Regions from separate parts of the Homo sapiens genome. Here regions 1, 2 and 4 are each linked to region 3. Evidence: chromatin contacts called from ENCODE Hi-C or POLR2A ChIA-PET data. All regions are on one chromosome and are shown on one strand. The core of a region is the stretch at or near the end of the contact, and the rest is flanking DNA. Distances in the headings are between cores, read along the strand shown.

Evidence for each region. Hi-C counts contacts between places; a loop is a spot of excess contacts on that map. ChIA-PET counts read pairs that join two places held with the same protein, here RNA polymerase II (POLR2A). Pooled maps may share reads with other maps.
Region 1: a loop to region 3 is called in a pooled map, with 2.7 times the contacts of the local background. The contact joins the enhancer-like site here to the promoter of LZTFL1 in region 3. A Hi-C loop is called at or near these places in 1 of 50 pooled maps. POLR2A ChIA-PET finds 5 or more read pairs at or near these places in 3 of 52 experiments (AG04449, H1 and HEK293).
Region 2: a loop to region 3 is called in a pooled map, with 2.7 times the contacts of the local background. The contact joins the enhancer-like site here to the promoter of LZTFL1 in region 3. A Hi-C loop is called at or near these places in 1 of 168 maps with a recorded cell type or tissue (mammary epithelial cell) and 9 of 50 pooled maps. POLR2A ChIA-PET finds 5 or more read pairs at or near these places in 2 of 52 experiments (T-cell and activated T-cell).
Region 4: a map of B cell shows a loop between it and region 3 (11-fold over the local background). The contact joins the promoter of LIMD1 here to the promoter of LZTFL1 in region 3. A Hi-C loop is called at or near these places in 5 of 168 maps with a recorded cell type or tissue (B cell, HCT116, ascending aorta and 2 more) and 12 of 50 pooled maps. POLR2A ChIA-PET finds 5 or more read pairs at or near these places in 4 of 52 experiments (AG04449, H1, HEK293 and 1 more).

The regions. Positions count from the first base shown.
Region 1 is chr3:45,611,387-45,614,449 of GRCh38, reverse strand. The region is part of intron 1 of LIMD1 (LIM domain containing 1); the gene reads right to left. Among named protein-coding and RNA genes, the nearest start is that of LIMD1, 18 kb to the right of the region's middle. RefSeq lists enhancers at 1,552-1,601, 2,659-2,728. Within about 2 kb of position 1,334, at least 6 of the 41 ENCODE cell types and tissues checked have a DNase peak (open chromatin) inside an H3K27ac peak, as active enhancers do.
Region 2 is chr3:45,655,549-45,658,610 of GRCh38, reverse strand. The region is part of intron 2 of LIMD1 (LIM domain containing 1); the gene reads right to left. Among named protein-coding and RNA genes, the nearest start is that of LIMD1-AS1, 32 kb to the left of the region's middle. Within about 2 kb of position 1,695, at least 8 of the 41 ENCODE cell types and tissues checked have a DNase peak (open chromatin) inside an H3K27ac peak, as active enhancers do.
Region 3 is chr3:45,840,380-45,843,620 of GRCh38, reverse strand. It overlaps LZTFL1 (leucine zipper transcription factor like 1), which reads left to right and starts at 1,502. Exons shown (of 10, transcript NM_020347.4): 1 at 1,502-1,632. The coding sequence starts at 1,630.
Region 4 is chr3:45,592,922-45,596,042 of GRCh38, reverse strand. LIMD1 (LIM domain containing 1) reads right to left here and starts at 1,292. Exons shown (of 8, transcript NM_014240.3): 1 at 1-1,292. The coding sequence starts at 1,163. RefSeq lists an enhancer at 1,416-1,585 and silencers at 1,676-1,805, 1,816-2,285.

The DNA of each region.
Region 1 (3,063 bases), core at 85-2,584, 230 kb after region 3:
AGCACCCGGGCAGAGGATTTCCTTTTTTTTTTTTTTTTTTAACTACAGGTGCCCGCCACCACGCCCGGCTAATTTTTTATATTTGTTGTAGAGGCTGGGTTTCACCATGTTAGCCAGGATGGTCTCGATCTCCTGACCTCGTGATCCACCCGCCTCGGCCTCCCAAAGTGCTGGGATGACAAGCATGAGCCACTGTGCCCAGCCTAAGAGGATTTCTGTACTAGAGAAAACTGGTAAAAGCAAAAACAAAAAAATGTTTTTTAAATCAAACTCTTAAGAGAGCAAAGAAGCAAAGTAAAATAGTGATGGGCTCACAGCCCATCACTATCAAGAAAGGAATAAAATATCTTGTGAAGATAATATTTTAACAGAGGAAATTGGGAGGGTATCAGCCAAGCGTTGCCAGCTCAGAGAACAGGTGGCTTAGAAAGCAACAAGTAAAGCAGGGCCCCCAAGAAATTCTAAAAACAGCTGGAGAATCAGAGGAACTTTCACACTGCTGTGGGAATGCTAAGTGGCACGGCCACTTTGGAAAAGTTTTTGGCAGTTGCTAAAAAAGTTATACATACACCTACTCCATGATCCAGCAATTCTACTCCTAGGTATTTACCCAAGAGAAACGAAAGCCTGTGTCTATACAAAGACTTGTACATATAAGGTGCAGTGGCTCATGCCTATAATTCCAGCACTTTAGGAGGCCAAGGCAGGAGAATCACTTGAAGCCAGGAGTTCAAAACCAACCTGGACAACATAGCGAGATCCCATATTTACAAAAGAAAAAAACAAACAAAAAAAAAACCCAAAGTCTTACACAAAAACAATCCTAACAGACTTATTCATAATAGCCAAAAATGAAAAAAAAAAAAAAACCTCAACAGGGAAATGGAAAAACAAATCTTGTGGTGTATCCATACAATGTAATATTACTCAGCAGTAAAACAAAAGCACAATTGATAATGCAAAAAGCCCAGTTGATAATGCAACAGCATAGCTGAATTTCACAGATATTATCTGAGTGAAATAAGCTGGACAAAGGAGTACTATAGTTGATTCTCATTATTTGGCAAGAATACTGAATCAGTCAATACTGAACCACTGCTTCTGGCAGAAATACAGGGTTAGGTTTCTGAAAACTTCTGACCACAACACTTTCATCAACTGATGAATATATGACCTTGTTTTATGTGTGCTTCTATTTAGAGACACCTTCCTTAGTATATATTGTTGATTCATTAACATCGAACCCTCAGCCAACAGCCCTGTAGCTCGTGCCTGAAGAAAGCTTCTCTCATACATATTCTCGTTGTAAAGCACATCACAGCCCTCTTGCTCTTAGGAACACTAGAAAGCACTCCAGCACTGTGCCTGGGGGCCATTTGAAACAGCAAAATCATCAACAAAAACCACAAAAATGCAAAAACCATGGCACTAAATAGACCATGAAAAGGACACCTGTTTACTGCATGACCTGAAACAAGAAGGCGGAGCGTTGCCTTGTTCGACTTCAGCTGGGAAGATAGGCGTCAGGGGACTCAAACTTTTCAGCACTCTGTTATATCTGTGAATGATCACAAAAGAACTGTGAGTATTAATTTTGGGGTTACAAATAAATTTTAGCAAGTAAGCTGATTCACAAATACAGAATCTGTGGATAATGAAGATCAACTGTATATAAATACTATATGAATCCATTTATATTACATCTTAGAATGGGCAAAACTAATAAATGATTTTAAAAAATCAGAATTGTAGTTGCCTGGAGGTGAGCACTAACTGGAAAGAAGCATGAGGGAACTTTCTGGGGATGGAACTATTCTATATCTTGATAGGAATGTGGGTCACACAGGTGCATGCATCTGTCAAAACTCACTGAACTACACATTTCTCTGTATGCAAATACAGCATTTTGAAAACAATTCCTAGACACTCCTCCTATCAAGAAGTGAGAGTGTGGAAAGGCTTGTGAATGCTTAAAGTAATAGAGCACAGCAGAATGACACTAAATGACTTCCAGGCATTGAGCCTGACCCCAAGTATCCAATGCAGACATCAAATAGCCTGCAAAAGGCCTGGCACAGTGGCTCACACCTGTTATCCTAGCACTTTGGGAGGCCGAGGTGGGAGGATCACTTGAGCCCAGGAGTTCAAGACCAGCCTGGGCAAGACAGCGAGACCCTGCCTCTACAAAAATTAACAAATTAGCCAGGCATGGTTGTGCATACCTGTGTTTCCAGTTATTCGGGGGGCTGGGATGGGAGGATTGCTTGAGCCCAGGAAGCCAAGGCTACAGTGAGCTAAGATGGTGCCACTGAACTCTAACCTGGGTACAGAGTGAGAATTTGTCTTTAAAGAGAGAGAGAGAGAGAGAGAGAGAGAGAGCGCGCACCTGCAAACCATGACAGAGCTGGGCAGAAGCCATGCTAGCTTCCTCAACACCACCTCCTTTCTTTCTCCCTGCCTTCCTCACCGCCTCCCACCAACTTCACTTCCTCTGCTCTCTGGCTACAAATTTGGGCAGAGATGCCTCTCCCCACACCTCACACACCCACCGTCAGGCATGGGCAACCCAGAGAGGTGGCAGCTGTGTGCTATGGGTAGAGGAGGGGCTGCCAGCTCCAGTCCATTCATGGCTTCTAACTGACCTCTGTGGCTGGCCAACAAAGAGCCTCTGTGTAAGTCCCTGCCACCTGCAAGCAAAGCCTCAGTGATGTCAGGACAAGCCTCAGACAAACAGGCCTTTGCAAGCTGCCTGGAAAGCCACCTCCCAGCCTGCCCCTGCATTGGCCACAGGCTTATTGGGAGGCCCATACCCAGGAAAGGGCTCCATAGCCTACACAGAGGGATAGGACATAGGCATCCCAGTAGCCTGTGGCCCCTGATGAGCCAAATCCCAAACAGCCTTCCTCCCACCTCTTGGGACAGGAAACACCATCGTTCACTTCTCTACCTCCCTCAAGGGGATGGGCCATCTCTTTGGGCTTTCTGCCTGTACTTGCTAAACTGAGTGTATTTTTTAAGGCGCTGGAAAGTTGGCTCAGCTGCAATGACCACCTGCTCCATCAA
Region 2 (3,062 bases), core at 446-2,945, 190 kb after region 3:
GCACTCCAGCCTGCAATGAGCAACATGAGCAAAACTCAGTCTCAAAAAAAAAAAAAAAAAAAAAAAAAAAAAAAAGAATCTGCATGGTGGAGGGGATGGTTTATTTCCTAGTTGGTTGCTTCTATATACTTTCCTACACTTTCCCAAAGATTTACCAATGAGCAGGTATTGCTCTGATCATTTAAAAAATTGCCCAGCTGGCTAGATAAGTCCTCTTGCTGCCAGTTCCCACAGCTGAGAATTCCCATGTCCGGACACAGGAGGCCAGTACAGGGGGTTGGGGGACTACGTCTGATTTTCCTTTATTCCAAATTTTAAAAAACTGAGACTCCCCCACTGACCTAAGAGGGTGGGGCTTAGTTTGCTCTGAAGAACTCACACTTCATTTTTCACTTCGGTTTTGAAAGACCACCTGAGGTTAGAAACTGGATAGTGTATCAAAATATATTTGTTTGTATTCTGAGTGGGAGAAAAGCCTAACATCTACTGATTGTCTTCTGTGGTCTAAGTACTATGTTTAGGGCTTTCACATATATTTTTAAATGCTTGAAAACTTTGCCACACAGGTTACTGCATCACTCCACCTTCTGACCCTGTACTGTCACATGCCTTTTACGGAAGAAACTCACAAAGTCATTTCCTACTCAAAGCCATCACCTACTCCAGGTTTCAGTGAGCGTAGAAAGGGTTCAGTAAAGAGTCGGGCAGAAATAAAACACATCACATGTCAATGTCATGGAGCAGTACAAGGATACAGGAATTGATTATTTTTGGGAATCACTTGAAATCACACCCAAGGATTACTCCTAACTTTCTGGAGTAAAAATATGATACTTATGAATTACACATTATCGTTTTCATTTCATAAGTAAGGAAATTGAGGCTTACCCAGGTAGTAAGTGGGCAGGATGGGAACCCAGATTTGTCTGACTGTGAAGACTGTGCTTGTTCCACTGCACCATGAGGCCATGCAGCAGTATTTAATGCTTGTTGGATGCACACCTATATGCAGAATCCAGTTTCTCTCTTCTGCCAGGAAATGGGACAGGCCTTTCTTTCTTTTTCCTTTTTTTTTTTTTTTTTTTTGAGACAGCGTCTTGCTCTGTTGCCCAGGCTGGAGTGCAGTGGTACAATCATAGCTCACTGCAGCCTCGAACTCCTGGTCTCAGCAATCCTCCCGCCTTGGCCTCCCAAAGCGTTGAGATTACAGGTGTGAGTTACCATATCTGGCCGGAAAAGGGAATTTTCATTCAAACACTTTCTAGGTACTGGGCCTTTTACTTGCCTCATGTCTCACTTAAGTGTCATGAACAGCTCCGTAAAAACTCCTTGTGATGACAGGCATTTAGATGTAACTTGATAGGTAACCTTCCACTTGGAGACAGGCTAAAGTTTGTATCTTTGGAGAAAGGGGGTTGCTGAGAGGAGGCTGAGGCCAGGTAGGAAACAGCAAGCAACCTGGTGCTGAGAAGCAGGGAGGCAGAAAAGGTATTCTCCAGGCTGAATCACCCCAGATTTGGCCAATGAAACAGACGCCAACTAACCTGAAAATTCCTGGAATCACTGCCACTGTCCTGAAAGTTCCAATCAAGAGCAGGATCCAGAATCCTCCTTATTGACATTTAAGCTAGAGCACCCAACCGCCACTAGGTGGTGCCAAACCACAGCCAGGACAAGGACAGGTTGAAGCAGCACAATTTACCCCAAGCCAGCCAGCCCTGGAGGCCTGCTTGAGTCATTTCATTAATCTTGCAATAATGTGCCCTGACGTTTGGGCAGTTGAAACTCACTTGTCGGCTGGGCGTGGTGGCTCACGCCTGTAATCTCAGCACTTTGGGAGGCCAAGGTGGGCGGATCATGAGGTCAGGAGACCAAGACCATCCTGGCCAACATGGTGAAACCCCGTCCCTACTAAAAATACAAAAACCAGCTGGGTGTGGTGGTGCGTGCCTGTAATCCCAGCTACTCAGGAAGCTGAGGCAGGAGAATCGCTTGAACCCGGGAGGCCGAGGTTGCAGTGAGCCGAGATTGCACCACTGCACTCCAGCCTGGCGACAGAGTGAGACTCCGTCTCAAAAAAAAAAAGAAAGAAAAAGAAAAAGGAAACTCACTTACTATATTACGGTTGAGTTACTGATGCTTTTTTTTTTTTTTCTGATGGAGAAACAAAAGCTAAAGAGGTTAAATTCACCTATGTAGCTAAAAGTTAAATAGAAAAGTTGAGATTCGAACCCAGGTCTCTCTTGTGCAAAGTCAACACTCTTTCCACCACACTATACTGTCTCTCTTGTTTTCTGTTCCAAAAGGAATATCTCTCAGACTAAGGGGAATGTCTTAGTCATTTTAGGCTGTTAGAACAAAATACCATAAAGTGAGTAGCTTAAACAATAGACATTTATTTCTCACAGCTCTGGAGGTTGGAAGTCCAACATCAGGGTGCTAGTAGGGTCAGGTTCTTGGTGAGGATCCAGTTCCTGATTTACAGATGGCTGTCTTCCTGCTGTTTTCTCACATGGTGGAAAGGGAACTAACTACATCTCTGAGCTCTTCTTATAAGGACACTAATCCCATTCAGGAAGTATCCACTCTCATAACTTAATCACCTCCCAAAGACTCCACCTCCAAATACCATCATGTTGGGATTAGAGATTCAACATAAGGATTTGTGAGGGGGCGGTATAAACGTTCAGTCCTTCCAGGGAAGTAGATGGATTTCCTGGCATTCCCAATTAAACTTCCTTCTGCTCCCTTGAAGAGGCAAATTTCACTGTCCTCACTGACTTGTTATGGCGGCTCATACGTAGAGACGTAACACTAGGGAGCTGCTGCGGCTTTGGCAGAGCTAATAAGGACAGAGGACAAAATGGAATAGCCGAGGGATAAACACCAAAAACTTAGGTGGTTCTCAAACCTTAGCATGCTTCAGAACCACCAGGTGAGTTTGTTGAAACACAGACTGCTGACTTAGTAAGTGTGGGAAGGGGCCCGAGACTCTGCATTTCTAGTTAAGTTCCCTAGTGATGCTGATGGTGCTAGTCCAGGGACCACACTTTGAGAACCAC
Region 3 (3,241 bases), core at 253-2,752:
TTAAAATCCCCAAGCCACAAATGTAATATTTGCATTATACACACGCTCCTTTCATTCCCTTGAATTGATAACACTTCGCAATCACAAGATTTGGCCTGGGAGAAAATAAACGAGCTTTTCAGCAGTGCAAGCTGATGACCAACTTTGTTTACTGATCAGTCATAAAAGTTTTTATGAACTTCATCTCGCACCCACAACACCTTGTAAAGTGACCCTCTCACTATGTGAACACAACGAATGTCTACAGAGGAAAGAACCACGTATTATGAGGATTAACTACTGGAATGGAATGTGTCTATTAATAGCTCATAGTAGGCACTAAATAATGGCAACCAAATTCAACAACACTCACTAAACAGAAATGGGGAGGTGGGATGGTAAAGGGGAAGTTTAACTGAGCTTGGAAGGGGTTAATATTCAGGGTTGAGAGAATCTGCCCTTAGGAATCTTTCAAGAAGACAGGGATCCTGCCCAAATGCCATTGCAGTGCCAAGGGTAGGGAGCCTAGCCAAAGCTGAAGTTGGGCATACCCACGCCACTGCCTTCAGGCCATCATTCCGTGCATTGGAATGCTCCAGGTGACACACAGGAGAACCTTGTTTACTGTTCTTGACCCAAGGCTTGAGATCCTTCTGTGGGCAAATGCCTGCACATCACCTCTGTATCATGTGAGTGAAGGACTCTGAGTCCCTGGTATTTGCAATAATCGATCTCATCCTACACTTGTCCTTCCAAGCCAGTGTTTCTAAGAGTGGTCCTGATCTGTGATCACTCCTGGAACATCGGTTAAAAAGTGCAGATCCCAAGGACCCAAGCTAGACTTGTGAATCAGAATTTCTGGAGATAAGGCCCAGGAATTTGTTCAACAAGCTTCCATAGTAGTTCCAGGCATATGGAACCTTTTGAAATTCACTGCTCTCGGAGAAAACCCATGCTTTTTGCATTTTTTTTAAATGGAAAAATGTTGCTAGAGACTTTTAGCTGGAAATATAAGAGAAGATAATAACAACACAGTAATAATAATGGGCGGAGTCATGGGGAGGGGTCGTTTGAAGCTCTATTTGAGAACCTGCTGGCATTGGTGTTGTTGGCCTGTCTCAGCCACCCTGATGCTCAGGTAGGAACTCCTGAAAAAAAAAAATGTCTGGGCCGCGCCCTATGAGACCATTGAAAGGTCTGGGATGTCCATTCATCCTTGGGGTCACCTATGCCACAGGAAGTTCTGGACAAGAACTTCCCAACAATCCATAAGCGGACGCCACGAGGCGCGAAGCGCGTTGGTGGCCACACGCAACTCCAGGCAGCCCAACCCTCCCGCTACCTTCTGCAACTGCAGTCAGCTCCCAAAAGTGAACTGGCACAAAAAGGTGGGACTTCCGGCCCTGGAAGCCAATGCGCATGTGGCAGTCAACCGGTTACGCAATACTTCCTGTCGCGTGATCCTGAGGACCAATGAAAATGCATAATTGCAGTCCACGTGCCTCGGTTTCCGTTAGCAACCAGAGGCTTCTAAACAACCTACCCTCCTTCCCCATTTTCTGTGGTCCAACTACCCTCGGCGATCCCAGGCTTGGCGGGGCACCGCCTGGCCTCTCCCGTTCCTTTAGGCTGCCGCCGCTGCCTGCCGCCATGGTGAGTAACCGACCCTCAGGCGCCGCACCGCGCACAGGAGAGAGCGCGGCCGGGGCTGGAGACACTGAGCGGGTGGGCCCGGAATGATTACGTGGCCTCGTTGGGTCTGGCCGCACCTCAGCCTCCCTGAGAAGGGGAGCTGCGCCGGGCGCGAGAGATTCGGTTAACCGCAGCCCAAGCCCTTCTGGGGTAATCCTGGGTGAAGCCTTTTCCCAGCAGCCCAGCTCCGCCGCATCGCTTCGTTTCTCTCCTGCCTGCGGGGGCTGGAGCCAAGGCACAACTCTTAGGTGGCAGGTGAGGAGAGATAGAGGAAACTGCTGCCGGCCTAAGGTGCACGGCAGGGTTCTTAACTCTATTTCAAGAAGCTCCAAGTTTACGCACACACACACATTAACACATACGCAGGGTTCTCACTCAGTTTCAGGAAGCTCTAAGGTTTACACAGACACACGCGCGCGCGCGGTAACCAGAGGAGCAGGGAGAACGAATCCAGCTTTCTGTGTGATTGAAATCCAACTTTCTGATGTGGAGGTGACTTTAAGAATCCCAGCACCCCGTATTACAGCTGAGGAATTTGGGTGACATTTCCTTTGTTTTGGCTTGCTCAAAAAATATCATTAATCCCTCCAGCGAATATAGCATGCCATCTTAAATACCAGTCATACTTAGAACAGTGCACAGCACTGAAATGTTCAGGAAAACGGATGAAACCAGGGTTGAGAGCACCACCTGAAATAGCTACTGAAATACTTCAGCAACCAGAATTTCTATTTAGTCCACACTGTGTTCCAAGCGCTGTCTGGGAGCTGAGAAGACACCTGTGAGCTAAACAGATTGCTCCCTCCCCTTCTTGAGTTTAGAGCCTCTCCACTCATTCTCTTGATTTCCCTAAAATATCAGGAGAACACGTTGAAAACAAATCACAAAAAAATTGGTATCTCTTCCTGTTCTATCTTCTGTCATTCCTTTCCATCAGTTAACAACTGAGGCTTTGGAATCAGGCTCAGGTTCTTCATTAGTAAATTGCAGATAATAACTACACAAGACTGTTAATATGATAAGTAAGATAATGCGTGTAAACAGTGCAGTACCTGTGAAAATATTAAGCATTCAGTATCTGATAGGTATTATTAAACTGTGCTCATTTTTATCATTACAGTTTCCTCCTTGTACTTATCTTAAATTGTATATGGATTTGTGGGCATGGTTAAGAACAGGGAACCCTTTCTGGTACCTTACCCATTTCTCTTCTATCCCCTTCCCCCTAAACACACATACACAATTTGTGGTACAATTTCAAGACACTAGCTTGGCAATGCTCTGGCAGGATTTCTTGCTGTATGTTTTCAGCTCTTTTTATTATTATTTTAACGGAATATTTCTACAATAAAATTCAAACAAATTCTGACTTCCCCACTTGGATACCTCCCATTGTTTCTAACCATTTTAGGACTGATCATCATATCTACCTCTCATTTAGCAGATAGTAAAACTAATGTCATTGGGGTTAAGTGACTTGGTAACAGACTGTTACCAAGGTAGATAGTTGCATAGCTAGACCTAAACCTGGTTTCTAATCCAGTGCTTTGTCTATTATACCACATATCTA
Region 4 (3,121 bases), core at 43-2,542, 250 kb after region 3:
AGACTGGTGGGGCTGAGCTTGGGACCAGTGCCAAGGTCTGTGCAGCCAGGCTTCGGCCCCAGCCCAGGGACCGCACCCTGCTGTGAACCGTCCAGACCAGCTGGCGAGGATGACGGGGCAGAACTGGAAAGGTAAGATTTGGGCCCATCCTGGAACCAGGGTTGGGGGTCCACATTGGGTTTGGACATCACACCTGAAACCTCACCCCCCAGCCCCGAGTTTGATCTTGGAAGACCTCCTTGCCTGGGGCAGCTCAGGGCCAAGGGTGCTGACACAGAAGGGGTCCTGGGCTGAACAGGCCCCACAGCTGGTGCTCCGTTCTCCAAGTTTGGGGAAGGCAGGCCAGGGCTCACCCGCTGGGAGGAGGCAGTGGACCAAAGGCCTGTTGGCTTCTCGCTGCTGCGGCCACCAATGCCACTATTCTGACCACCGAGGCTACCCTCAGAAGACCTGCTGGAGCTCAGGGAGAGCTGTCGGTGATTTAGGGGATGGTCCCCGCAGGGTTTGGGCAGTGGTGGGTCACTCCCCGGGGAGCTAGGCCACCCACTCCCTACACTCAGGCCGATGCTGGGGGACACTCCTGGTTTGTCACCCCACTTTGGGCTTGCCAAGGAGAGGTTGTCATAATAGTCTCCATGAGTGAGGCAGGAAGGATCCTCACAGGGGCCTGGCTGGTGGAAAGCAGACATCTCAGAAGTCGCCAGGCTCTCCCTGGAACCACAGTCCTGGCTGCCATGCCTCGTGCCATGCAGGTATGGCCTGGATCTCTGCTCCTGCGGTGGGTACGGGGGCTGCCCAGCAGCGAGGGTGGTGACTGCCCCAGGTGCCCCTGTCGAGGCAGCAAGAGGAGGCTTGGCAGCACCATCCACAGTCAGCTTGCTGCCCACAACTTCCCAACGGGCCTGTGGGCCCAGGCGGCCCCCTCCATTGACAGGGCCTCTACTCCCCCTGGGCAGAGTCTCCTCCTGCAGGAGCTGCTGCTGCTGCTGCTGGAGGTGGATTTTGGCCATCTTGGTGGCGAACACCCTGCGAGTTTCCTCAAACTCGGGGTTGTTGCCTGCACCCTTGTCCACTCGGAAGAGCCCATCCTTAGAGGCCTCATACATGTTCAGGTCCTCGATGAATTTACTGGCCTCCAGGCCCAGGTCGTCATACTTATCCATGCTGCAGACAGGTGTCCGGGCCTAGCCCAGGTGCCGTGTGTGTGTGTGTGTGTGTGTGTGTGTGTGTGTGTGTGTGTGTGTGTGTGTGTGTGTGTGTGTGTTGAGGGCAGCGGGGAGATGCTGGCGAAGGGTCGGGGCTCAAGTCCGGCCCAGTACAAGTAAAGACTTCCACCTGCCTAGCGTGAAGGGCATGACCCCAGGATTTAAGAGTCCAGCCGAAGTTGAGACCTCAACGCCAGCTGGACCAAGTTTGCTTCCAACTCCCTTTCCCCTGGAGACGTCCTTGTTGGGGTAGCTGGTGGCACTTCGCCGTCCCGGGCCTGCTCAGCGGAGTTCTTTTCTCCTCTTCAAATTATAAAAGGAAAAAGAAAACAGCAAAAAAGTAAAATCACATCCTCCTTAGGCAACCAAACACGGAAACTCACAGCAAGGCAGCAGCCGACTGGGCCGGGTGAAGCTGAATCGGCCGGGAGGGCGCCGAGGCCGCGAGTCGGGCCGGAGCAAACGCGCGGCGGCTGAGGCGCAGGTACGTTCCAGGCGCTGGGTCCTCCGCTGCTTCCCCGGAGCTGCGATCCCGGCCGGCGCCTGGCAGGAACGCCGTCCGGGACGCACGGGCGGCCGAGCAGCGGCAGGAAGTTCACGGCAGCTGGGGCTGGCGGCCCATTGTCCGATGGCGGCGGCGGATCGGCGCGCGCGGGCCGGAGGGCGGCGGGACGCGGAAGTGAGTGCGCCAGGCGCAGTCCCTGCTGCTCGCTCGCCGGCTCTGCACGTCCCGAGCCCGCGCCGGGGCGGAGGGGGCGGCCGAGGGGCGGGGACGGCGCGCGGGCGGGCGCCCAGGGGCAGGCCTGCACCCGGCAGCGTGGCTGGGCCTCCTGCCCCCAGGCCTGGCTGGAGAACACCGAGGGGTGCCCCACAAGTCCGTCCCACGCTCTAGCACTGGGACTGCACGGGACTTCGCCGCCGCCACTGCCGCCCCCTGCGAGTCCTGGACCGAATTGGGTGCTCCGACCTCCCTTCCAGCCTCGGGTCCTCAGCCCGGCCCCGCCCCTGGCAGCGCTGGGCGGGGTCCTCCGCTCGGAGACGGGCGGCCTGGGTAGCCTGCATGGGCCCAACACAGGCGCTGGGAGTTTGCGAGGACTTTCGAGGACGCCGCTCCTCGCTCCACTGCCTCAGTTTCCCCGGTGGAAAGCCAGCCCTTTGTGCCTCTCGAGGCCGGCACCGTCCAGGCTGTGCCCGCCGCCCGGCTTGCCCGAGGTGCACTATTGGAGAGGCGCACGGGCGTGTCACCCATGGCTGGCCCACCGTCCTCTTTGACAGGTCGGGAGACTGAGGCAGAGAGGGGGAAATGCCCAACATGCCAACGTAACCAGCAAAGCGTAGATGGGAGCCCGGGCCCTCTGAAAGAGCGAAAAAGAAGAAAGTCTCGTTGTGCCTGCGCGCATTTCACGTCCTCAGTGCAGCAGTAAAAGCACGTGCCCTAGTAGGCTCGTTATTCGTAGAGGGACCCATCTGCAAGTGGATCCGCGCGGCTGCAGGGACACCAGGCCTGACTCCTTGGCGCCCCCGCATGGCCCGGGACTCCCTATACCAGTTCCCAGGCGATCCTGGAGAGGTTTCATTTCCCACACTACAGCCATCGTGATCCTAAGGCAAATACTAGAACAGACACTTCTCTACCTAAATCCTCAGTGCTTACCCCAGAATTAAATTGAAATCGGCCCCTTGCCGCAGCCTTCTGGGCCAGATCTAGGGATCTTCCCTCCCTCCCTGCACTCTAGCTGCAGGAGCTTCCTGGTGTCTGCCCAGAGCTTGCCCCTAAACTGAGTGGCTCATCTTTCCCATCCCTGCTGAAGTCACCTCCTCTTAGAGGCCTCCTCAGAGTGGTTCCTGTTGTTCTTTTTCAGCACCCTCTTTACTTCCTGCTCAGTTCTGATAACTATTTATAATTATTTATTTGT